2 separate regions of the Homo sapiens genome follow, and region 2 is linked to region 1. Evidence: read pairs that join two places in POLR2A ChIA-PET (ENCODE). Cell type or tissue: endothelial cell of umbilical vein. All regions are shown on one strand. Links, peaks and the distances in the headings refer to the core of each region. The heading gives the core; the rest is flanking DNA. Region 1 overlaps NUP210L (nucleoporin 210 like). Region 2 overlaps NUP210L (nucleoporin 210 like).

What was found. Peaks named below come from ENCODE experiments on the same cell type or tissue, not always from the same donor. Only the 100,000 strongest peaks of a DNase experiment are listed, where the experiment ranks them.
Region 2: POLR2A ChIA-PET joins it to region 1 with 6 read pairs; 7 of 35 experiments call an interaction of 5 or more read pairs at or near these places.

What each region holds. Positions count from the first base shown.
Region 1 is chr1:154,146,561-154,151,942 of GRCh38, forward strand. All of the region lies in intron 2 of NUP210L (nucleoporin 210 like), which reads right to left. Among named protein-coding and RNA genes, the nearest start is that of NUP210L, 5.8 kb to the right of the region's middle. In endothelial cell of umbilical vein, for the core only: no CTCF peak of the experiment used is centred there; DNase peaks (open chromatin) are centred at 2,351 and 5,001.
Region 2 is chr1:154,088,162-154,093,543 of GRCh38, forward strand. NUP210L (nucleoporin 210 like) reads right to left here. Exons shown (of 40, transcript NM_207308.3): 16 at 1,260-1,433. Among named protein-coding and RNA genes, the nearest start is that of MIR5698, 14 kb to the right of the region's middle. In endothelial cell of umbilical vein, for the core only: no CTCF peak of the experiment used is centred there; no DNase peak of the experiment used is centred there.

The sequences.
Region 1 (5,382 bases), core at 205-5,204:
GGTCAAGGCTGCAGTGAGCTGAGTCCATGCCACTGCAAGAGCAAGATCCCATCCCCCCTCCCCCCCCCACCAAAAAAAGAGCATCACAGTACTAAGATTCATGGATAAACACTAAAATCAGTGGGTAAAGCTTCAAGGAGAAACAGGATACATGAAAGTATCTCCCTCAAATATTTATTAGTTATTGCAGTGGTTAATACATGTGCACAAATCCTTTGGCACTCCTCCTTCCAAGAGGCAAAGGTCACTTCTCCTTCCTTTATTTTTGTTTTGCTTTTTTAAAAACAGGGTCTCACTCTGTCACCGAGGCTGGAGAGCAGTGGCACAATCATAGCTCACTGCAGCCTCGAACTCCTGGGCTCAAGTGATCCTCCCACCTCAGCCTCCTGAGTGGTTGGGATTATAGGCGCATGCCACCGCACCTGGCTAATTTTTAATTTTTTAGTTTTTTGTAGAGACAGGGTCTCACTTTGTTGTCCAGGCCAATTCCCCTTCCTTTAAATTGTGGGCTAGGCTTCATGACCCCTTTTAATGAATAGCATATACAAAGGGGAAAATGGTAGCTTTACAGTGGAGAAACCTGACAGATACCACCACCTTAACCAAGTGATCAAGGTTACCACCACCAGTGATAAATCATGCTGATATCATGAACCCCATGAAATAATGCAATGGGAAGGGCCCTTCAATTCTATGTGGGTTTTTTCCCTGAAAATCATAACCCCAGGCTAATCATGAGAAAAAGTTAGACAAACCCAAATTGAGAAACTTTCTATATACAACATCTGACCAGTACTTTTTTTTTTTCCTTTAAACAAGGTCTCTGGAGTGCAGCAGTTTGATCATGGCTCACTGCAGCCTCAAACTCCTGGACTCAAGCAATCCTCCAGCCTTGGCCTCCTGAGTAGCTGGGGTTACAGGCACGTACCATCATGCCTGGCTAATTTTTTCTTTTTTTTTTTAGTAGAGACTTGGTCTTGCTAATGTTGCCCAGGCTGGTCTTGAACTCCTGGGCTCAAGTGTTCCTCCTGCCTCAGCCTCTCAGAGTGCTGGGATTACAGGCCTCCGGAGCTAGTGCCCTTGGCCCAACACTGTTTGTTTGTTTGTTTGTCTTTGAGACAAAGTCTCTCTCTGTCGCAATGCAGTGGTGCAATCCAACTCACTGCAACCTCTGCCTCTGGGGTTCTGGGGTTCAAGCAATCCTCGTCCCTCAGCCTCCAGAGTAGCTGGGATTACAGGCACACACCACCATGCCTGGCTAATTTTTTGTATTTTTAGTAGAGATGGGGTTTCACCATGTTGGCAAGCCTGGTCTCAAACTCCTGACCTCGTAATCCACCCGCCTCGGCCTCCCAAAGTGCTGGGATTACAGAGGTGAGCCACCGTGCCTGGCCACCCAACACTCTTTAAGTGTCAAGGCCAGGCACGGTGGCTCACACCTGTAATCCCAGCACTCTGGGGGGCCGAGGTGGGTGGATCACTAGGTCAGGAGTTCGAGACCAGCCCGGCCAACATGGCCAACATGGCGAAACCCTGTCTCTATTAAAATACAAAAAATTAGCCAGGCATGGTGGTGCGTGCCTGTAATCCCAGCTACTCAGGAGGCTGAGGCAGGAGAATCGCTTGAACCCGGGAGACGGAGGTTGCAGTCAGCCGAGATTGCACCATTGCACTCCAGCCTGGGCGACAGAGCAAGACTCGGTCTCAGAAAAAAAAAAAAGCATCAAAAGTGACTAAAAGGCTGAACATGGTGACACCCCATCTTTACAAAACTTAGCTGGGCATGGTGGCGTGTGCCTGCAGTCCCAGCTACTGGGGAGGTTAGGGTGGGCAGATCACTTGATACCGGGAAGCAAAGGTTGCAGTGAGCCCAGATAGTGCCAGTGCACTCCAGCCTTGGTGACAGAGACAGACTTTGTCTCAAGAGAAAAAAGTGACTGAGAAACTCACAGATTGGAGGAGACAAAGGAAACATGACAATTTAGTTTAGCAATGTGTATCTTTAATTGAATCCTAGAGAAGATTAGTGAAACATTAGAGCAAACTAGGTAAAGGGTATATGGGAACTTTCTGTATTATCTTTACATCTCTTTTGTAAATCTAAAATCATTTTTAAATTAAAAAGTTTTAAAATTAAGTTAGCCTTCTACTTGATTAACATTTAACTGACAAACAGAACCCCAAGTTAAAATAATTAAAGACAAAGACATGGGGGTCTATGAACAAAAAACAACAAGGTAAGTTGAAATCTCACAGGATCTGCTGGTAGAATTACCACTAAGGAAGTGTTCCAGGATGGTGAAGGAAGGAAGGAAGGGAGGGATGGTAATCTTAGGTAATCCGTAACTTGATAATCAGGCACTGAGTAATCTAGCACTTGTCAAATGAGAAATTAAAGCCCCCTTTTCAGTAGAGAAATGTGTAGCACAATGGCAAACACAAGCAGCTGTGACCTTACATAAAAAAGGAAAAGTCTTGTGCACACAATGCTTACTCATCTGACTACTTCAACAGCAGAAAACTTCTCTTTTTTTTTTTTCCTGAGAAGGAGTTTTGCTCTTGTCGCCCAGGCTGGAGTGCAATGATGCCATTTAGGCTCACTGCAACCTCCACCTCCCGGGTCCAAGTGATTCTCCTGCCTCAGCCTCCCAAGTAGCTGGAATTACAGGTGCCCATCACCACGCCCAGCTAATTTTTGTATTTTTAGTAGAGACGGGGTTTCACCATGTAGGCCAGGCTGGTCTCGACCTCCTGACCTCAGGTGATCCACCCGCCTTGGCCTCTCAAAGTGCTGGGATTACAGGCGTGAGCCACCGTGCCCAGCCTAGAAAACTTTTCAATATAAGGCCATTGACCATAAAGAAAAAAAACTGCCCAGTACAATGGCCCAAGCCTATAAGCTCAACACTTTGGGAAGCTGAGGCAGGATTGCTTGAGCCCAGGAGTTCAAGACCAGCCTGAGCAACCCCACTACCATAGTCTTACAAAAAATAAAAAAACTAGCCAGGCCTGGTGGTGCCCCCCTGTAGTCCCAGCTACTCAGGAGGCTGAAGTAGGGGGATCACTTGAGCCCAGGAGGTCATAGCTGCAATGAGCCATGTTTGTGCCACTGAACTCCAGCCTGGGTGACAGAGTGAAACCCTGTCCCAAAAAATAAAAATAAATAATAAATAAATGAAATTATTTTGGATGATTTACAAGTAAATTTAGAATGATTAGGAGAAATATCAAACATTTAACTTTTAAAGTGAAGAGAATACAACTTTATTAAATAATATAACAGATATTTTTATTTACAGGTCCACATTACTACAGGTACACTTCAGTTGTCCAAACCAGTTCTTCATCTGCCCTGTGAACTTTTTCACCTAAAATTATGCTCTCAGCCGGGTGTGGTTGGCTCATGGCTATAATCCCAGCACTTTGAGAGGCCAAGGTTGGTGGACTGCTTAACTCCAGGAGTTTGAGACCAGCCTAGGCAACATGGCGAAACCCCTACCTCTATAAAAATTACAAAAATTTAGCGGGGCAAGGCCAGGTGTGGTGGCTCACGCCTGTAATCCCAGCACTTTGGGAGGCTGAGGCGGGCAGATCACCTGAGGTTGGGAGTTCGAGATGAGCCTGACCAACATGGAGAAACCACGTCTCTACTAAAAATACAAAATTAGCTGGGAATGGTGGCACATGTCTGTAATCCCAGCTACTCGGGAGGCTGAGGCAGGATAATCGCTTGAACCCGGGAGGCAGAGGTTGCGGTGAGTGGAGATCACGTCATTGCACTTAAGTCTCTCACCTCAAGTCTATCCATCATCTTTGTCATGACCACTTTCTTTACTACACTATCACCAAAACCATCATAAACAAAATTTTATAATAAGCACTTAAGGCTGGGTGCAGTGGCTCACGCCTGTAATCCCAGCACTTTGGGGGGCCAAGGCGGGTGGATCACTTAAGGTCAGGAGTTCAAGACTAGCCTGGCCGACATGGTGAAACACCATCTCTACTAAAAATACAAAAATTAGCCAGGCGTGGTGGCGCATGCCTGTAGTCCCAGCTACTCAGGAGGCTGAGGCAGGAGAATTGCTTGAACCCAGGAGGTGGAGGTTGCAGCGAGCCAAGATCGCGCCATTGCACTCCAGCCTGGATAACACAGCAAGACTCCATCTCAAAAAAAAAAAAAAAAAAAAAGGACTTAAATGCCAATGGCAAGCTTACATCTTTTTACCTTTATATATGCCTTATAAAGTAGGCAACTCAATAAATATCTGTCCAAGGAATTAATGAACAATTTCTCTTAGGCATGCACTTCTCTTTCAAAATGCCCAATCCCACCCCTTTCCTACTACTTGCTCCCATTCAGATGCTCCTAGTAGGACACCAAGACTGGCCCTTACCACTGGGAATCTCATCTATGTACACAATTGTATTAATAGTAAAATTGGGAAAGTTGATTTAAGGATACTTAACTTTGGAAAATTGGTCCCAAGTCAGACGAAGTTAAGCTGAGAGCAAGATTTGACATTTTTCCTAGTACTTCTGTGAATTTTTTTATATCAGAATGAATTTGTGTAGTTAAAAATGATTACATTTTAAAAATCGCATATGTGACCAAATCAATGTTTTTTGTTTTTTCTGACTTTCGTATCCTTCTCTATCCTTTTTAGCTACCCTGCATGACATGGTCTTCAAAGATTCTTATGTTTGAGACTATCATACCATATTTCATTGATTCTTAGACACTCGTTTTTTATCTTTTAACATCTCTGCAATTGGGATTTATCTTATAATTGATGACATCTTACAAGTCCTCTCAGCCAGGCAGCAGTCAAGATATAGTTGTCACTGACTGCACATGTGAGAACATTAAGAGGGCCAGTAACAAAATTTGTAGAATAGGTGTTAGTAGTTGGAAAAAAATCTGGTGAAAAATAGCAGAGGACTCTTATTCCCTAGGAACCAAAAGGTTAAAGGGAGTGGGGGAAAAGTGATGACTCAGATGTACTAGGAAATTTTCCAAAGCTGGAAACAAAAATAGATTAGTTCTATCTAATTGCAAAGTCCACTTAAGAATAGGTTTTAGGTGGTTTTTAAAAATTCTTTTAATTTATTTATTATTATTGTTTTGTAGAGATGGAGTCTCACTGTGTTGCGCAGGCCAGGCAGGATGCAGTGAGCTACTGTCGTGCCATTGCACTACAACCTGTGCAACAAAGCAAGACCCTGTCTCTAAAAAAAGAGAAAATGCTGTCCGGGCACGGTGGCTCACACCTATAATCCCAGCACTTTGGGAGGCTGAGGCAGGTAGATCACCTGAGGTCGGGAGTTTGAGACCAGCCTGACCAACATGGAGAAACCCCCTTTCTACTAAAAATACAAAAATTA
Region 2 (5,382 bases), core at 331-5,330, 58 kb before region 1:
ACCCCATCTCTACTAAAAATACAAAAAATTAGCCAGCATGGTGGCACACACCTATAATCCCAGCTAACTGGGGGGTTGAGTTGGGAAAATCAACTGACTGGGGAAAGTTGAGGTGGCAGATGGTGCCATGTGCTCCAGCCTGGATGACTGCAGTGAGACCCTGTCTCAAAAAAAAAAAAAGGGTGAATATATGCTAGTGTATGTCAATAGGGTGATGGAGAATCATGTCTGTAACTCACTCTCAAATAGTTCAGGGAAAAAAGTTCTTTTCTTGCAACTTGCCTGTAAATTTGAATTATTTCAAATGAAAAGAAAAATGCCATTGAATGACAATGATGTTATAGGGATAACTTTTATTCTACTCCACTCAGAGTGCTCTAAAAAAATAGTAACTCCTTCATAAACTTCAAATAATATTTGATGTGAAGTCTGACTCAAAAAAATGGGTTCACAACCTGTAACATCCCATACTGTTGTTCTTCATAATAAAAGGCAGTATGGCATAAATAACATGTACTTTGGAGTCAGACAGAATGTGTTCCTTTCTAGCTTTATGACTGGGAAAATTAATCGACTTTTAGGAGGCTCGGTTTTCTCATCCAGAAAATGGGAATAACTAATTGTTCTGTATAGGTTAAGTAATGACTTCTATGCTCCCAAGCTTGGACCTGTACTCAACATTGTTTATTATATAATATGATGTTCTACTTTCTAGGATAGATAACTCATTTATTTTTCATACCCTGTTGCCTACTTAGTAGCTACATTATTGTTTATCACTATTCTTCATGATTGGTTTGGAGAAGAGGTAAATTTTATTATTTATTAATATTGTTAATAAAAGATTTGGTAGCGAAGGATATCAGCAAAATTTGGAAGTTATGTAGTCAGATCTCAAGTGTCTATTGCCATTATCACAAGCTGATTATGTACTTAAGTATAGTAAACAAGTGTAGCCAATTCTAATCAGTTTAATCACCTCTCCTCAGACACTATCAGAAAATGAGTAATGAGTAAAATAGTTCATTCAATGTTGATAAGTGGAGAAATGGGAACCCTTGTGCACTGTTGGTAAGAATGTAAAATGGTACAGCTGCTGTGGAAAACTGTATGGCAGTTCCTCAAAAAATTAAAAATAGAATTACCATATGATCTGGCAATTCTACTTCTGGATATATACCCCAAAGAATTCCAGACTCTATCTCTAAAGCACGGAATATAAAAGTGCCAACTTAGTTGGAAACATACTCTGTACTTACCAGCCATTTGTTGTGCTGTGGCAGAGGACATGGCTGGGCACCAGCTGGCACCTTGTATACTGGAGTTACTGACATACTGGCAGGGTGGGCACAAATGAAGCGAACCTGCAAAACCTCTACAGCTGGACTAGGGTTCAGGACACCTGGATGATTTCCAATTCGGAATGTGAGAACCTTTAAGGAAGTCACAGAGCAAGAGATAATTGTGGGTAGATACTTGATGTCAGTCATGCCAATATAAATGTGTTAGAATTATTCAAATTCCAGTATAGAGAGTCCCTTTCACATTATAATCCGGCAAATCCCTTAAAGACATTATAGTTCTTAATTATCTATGCTAAAGGGCATTAATAATATCATGAAAATTTGAAAACAACTGGAACATTAAAAAAATCTAGGTCAGGCACAGTGGCTCATGCCTATAATCCCAGCACTTTGGGAGGATCACTTGAGCCTAGTTCAAGACCATCACATAGTAAGACCCCATCTCTACAAAAAATCTAAAAATTAGCCAGGCATGGTGGTGCACACCTGTAGTCTCAGTTACTTGGGAGACTGAAGCAGGAGGATCGCTTGAACCCAGGAGGTCAAGGCTACAGTGAGCCATGTTCATGCCATTGCACTTCAGCCTGGGCAACAGAATGAGACCCTGTCTAAAAAAAAAAAATCTAACTTTGACTGGGTGTGGTGATGTGTACCTGTAATCTCAGCTGCTTGGAAGTCTGAGGCAGGAGGATTGCTTGCGCCAAGGAGTTCAAGACCAGCTTGAGCAACATAGTGAGACCCTGTCTCAGGAAAAAAAAAAAAAATCTAACTTTGACCAATTATTTCAGTCTTTTCCTCCGCCAAATATTTTGTTACAAGTTGATAAAAAGTGAAAAAACTAATTTGTGTTTCCACTCATCTCTAGTAGAAGTAGTAATGAATAACGGAATGTGGAAACAAAAAGAAATTAGGAAACTTCAAATGAGGGTTAATCAGACCTGAAATTACTAAATAGCTCACTCAACAAACTAGGAAATGAAGGAAACTATCTCAACATGATAAAAGCCTTACCACAGTTAACATCATACTCAATAGTAAAAGACTGATTCAAAAAATGGGCAAAGGCCCAGTGCGGTGGCTCACACCTGTAATCCCAGCACTTTGGGAGGCTGAGGTGGGCAGATCACCTGAGGTCAGGAGTTCAACACCAGCCTGGCCGATATGGTGAAACCCCGTCTCTACTAAAAACACAAAAATTAGCCAGGCATATTGCCACACGCCTGTAGTCCCAGCTACTTGGGAGACTGAGGCAAGAGAATCACTTGAACCCGGGAGGCGGAGGTTGCAGTGAGCCAAGATCATACCATTGCACTCCAGCCTGGGTGACAAGAGTCAAACTACATCTAAAAAAAAAAAAAGAAAGAAACTGAAAATAACAAGTGTTGGTGAGGTTCTGGAGAAATGGGAACCCTTGTGCACTGTTGGTAGGAAAGTAAAATGGTACAGCTGCTGTGGAAAATAGTATGGTGGTTCCTCAAGAAATTAAAAATAGAATTACCATATGATCAAGCAATTCCACTTCTGGGTATATATACCCAAAACAATTAAAAAGCAGGATCTTGACAGATAGCTGTATTTGTTGACAGCATTATTATTATTATTGCTGTTATTATTATTATTATTATTATTATTATTATTATTATTATTTGAGAAAAAGTCTCACTCTGTTGCCCAGGCTGGAGTGCAGTGGCATGATCTTGGCTCACTGTAACCTCCGCCTCATGGGTTCCAGAGATTCTTGTGACTCATCCTCCTGAGTAGCTAAGACTACAGGCACGTGCAACCACACCCGGCTAATTTTTGTATTTTCAGTAGAGACAGGGCTTTGCCATGTTGGCCAGGCTGATCTCGAATTCCTGGCCTCAACTGATCCACCTGCCTCAACCTCCCAAGATGCTGGGATTACAAGTGTGAGCCACTGTGCCTGCTCAACAGCAGCATTATTCATGATCACTAAAACCTTACTCTAAGCAACCCAAGTGTCCATCAATGGATGAGTGGATAAGCAACATGTCTTTTTCTTTTCTTTTCTTTTCTTTTTTTTTTTTTTTTTGAGAGTGACTTTTGCTCTATTGTCCAGGCTGGAGTGCAATGGCATGATCTCGGCTCACTGCAATCTCCACCTCCCAGGTTCAAGCGATTCTCCTGTCTCAGCCTCCCAAGTAGCTGAGATTACAGGTGCCCACCACCACGTCCGGCTAATTTTTGTATTTTTAGTAGAGATGGGGTTTCACCATATTGGCCAGGCTGGTCTCGAACTCCTGAACTCAAATGATCTGCCCGCTTCGGTCTCCCAAAGTGCTGGAATTATAGGCGTGAGCCACTGCGCCCGGCCACAAAATTTCATATATACATATATATGTATATAATCTTATATGTACATATTTTATATATACATATGCAGCTTTAAAAGGAAGGAAATTCTGACATATACTACAGTGTGAATAAACCTTGAGAACATTATGTTAAGTGAAATAGGCCAGTCATAAAAAGAAAAATACTACATGATTCCATTTATGTGATGTACTTAGAGTTGCCAAAATTACAGAGACAGAAAGTAGATTGGTGGTTGCCAGGGACTGGGGTGAAGCAGAAATGGGGAGCCATTTTTTTTTTTTTTTTTTTTTTGAGACGGAGTCTCGCTCTGTCGCCCAGGCTGGAGTGCAGTGGCATGATCTCGGCTCATTGTAAGCTCCGCCTTCCGGATTCACGCCATTCTCCTGCCTCAGCCTCCTGAGTAGCTGGGACTACAGGCACGCGCCACCACGCCTGGCTAATTTTTTTTTTTTATTTTTAGTAGAGATGGGGTTTCACCGTGTTACCCAGGATGGTCTCGATCTCCTGACCTGGTGATCCGCCCGCCTCGTCCTCCCAAAGAGCTAGGATTACAGGCGTTAGCCACCGCGCCCGGCCTTTTTTTTTTTTACGCAGTCTCACTCTGTCGCCCAGGCTGGAGTGCAGTGGCGCGATCTCAGCTCACCTCAACCTCTGCCTCCCGGGTTCAAGCAGTTCTTCTGCCTGAGCCTCCTGAGTAGCTGAGATCACAGGCACATGCCACCATACCTGGCTAGTTTTTTGTTTTTTGTTTTTTTTTTTTTTTTAGCAGAGATGGGGTTTCATCATGTTGGCTAGGCTGGTCTCATACTCCTGACCTCAAATGATCCACCTGCCTCAGCCTCCCAAAGTGCTAGAATTACAGGCATAAGCCACCACACCCAGCCAAGAGTTATTCTTTAATGGGTATAGAGTTTCTATATGTTTTGTTTGTTTGTTTTTTGAGACGGGATCTTGCACTGTCACCCAGGCTGGAGTGCAGTGACTAGATCATAGCCCACTGTAACCTCAAACTACTGGGCTCAAGTGATCCTCCTGCCTCAGCCTCCCAAGTAGCTAGGACTACAGGTGTCTGCCATGACACCCAGCTAATTTTTTCTTTTTTAGTAGGGACAGGGTCTCACTATGTTGTCCAGGCTGGCCTTGAATTCCTGGCCTCAAGTGATCCTCCTGCCTTGATTCCCCAAAGTGCTGGGATTACAGGCGTGAGCCACTGTGCCCAGCCTTAGAGTTTCAGTTGTATAAGATGAAAAGAGATGGATGGTAGTGATGCCTGCACAAGATTATGAATGTACATAATACTATTGAACTGTACATTTTAAAAAAATGATTAAGATGGTAATTTTAGGCCGGGTGCGGTGCCTCATGCCTGTAATCCCAGCACTTTGGGAGGCCGAGGTGGGCAGATCACCTGAGGTCAGGAGTTTGAGATCAGCCTGACCAACATGAAGAAACCCCATCTCTACTAAAAATACAAAATTAGCCGGGTGTGGTGGTGCATGCCTGTAATCCCAGTTACTCAGGAGGCTGAGGCAGTAGAATCACTTGAACCCAGGAGGTGGAGGTTATGGTGAGCCAAGATTGTGCCATTGCACTCCCACCTGGGCAACAAGAGCGAAACTCCATCTCAAAAAAAAAAGATGGTAATTTTACCACAATAAAAGATTGAGGACCAAAATAAGTAATTAGCCCTGAAATTACTGATAGCTAGTTATATATACAGTAAAGTTCACTACAAATATTA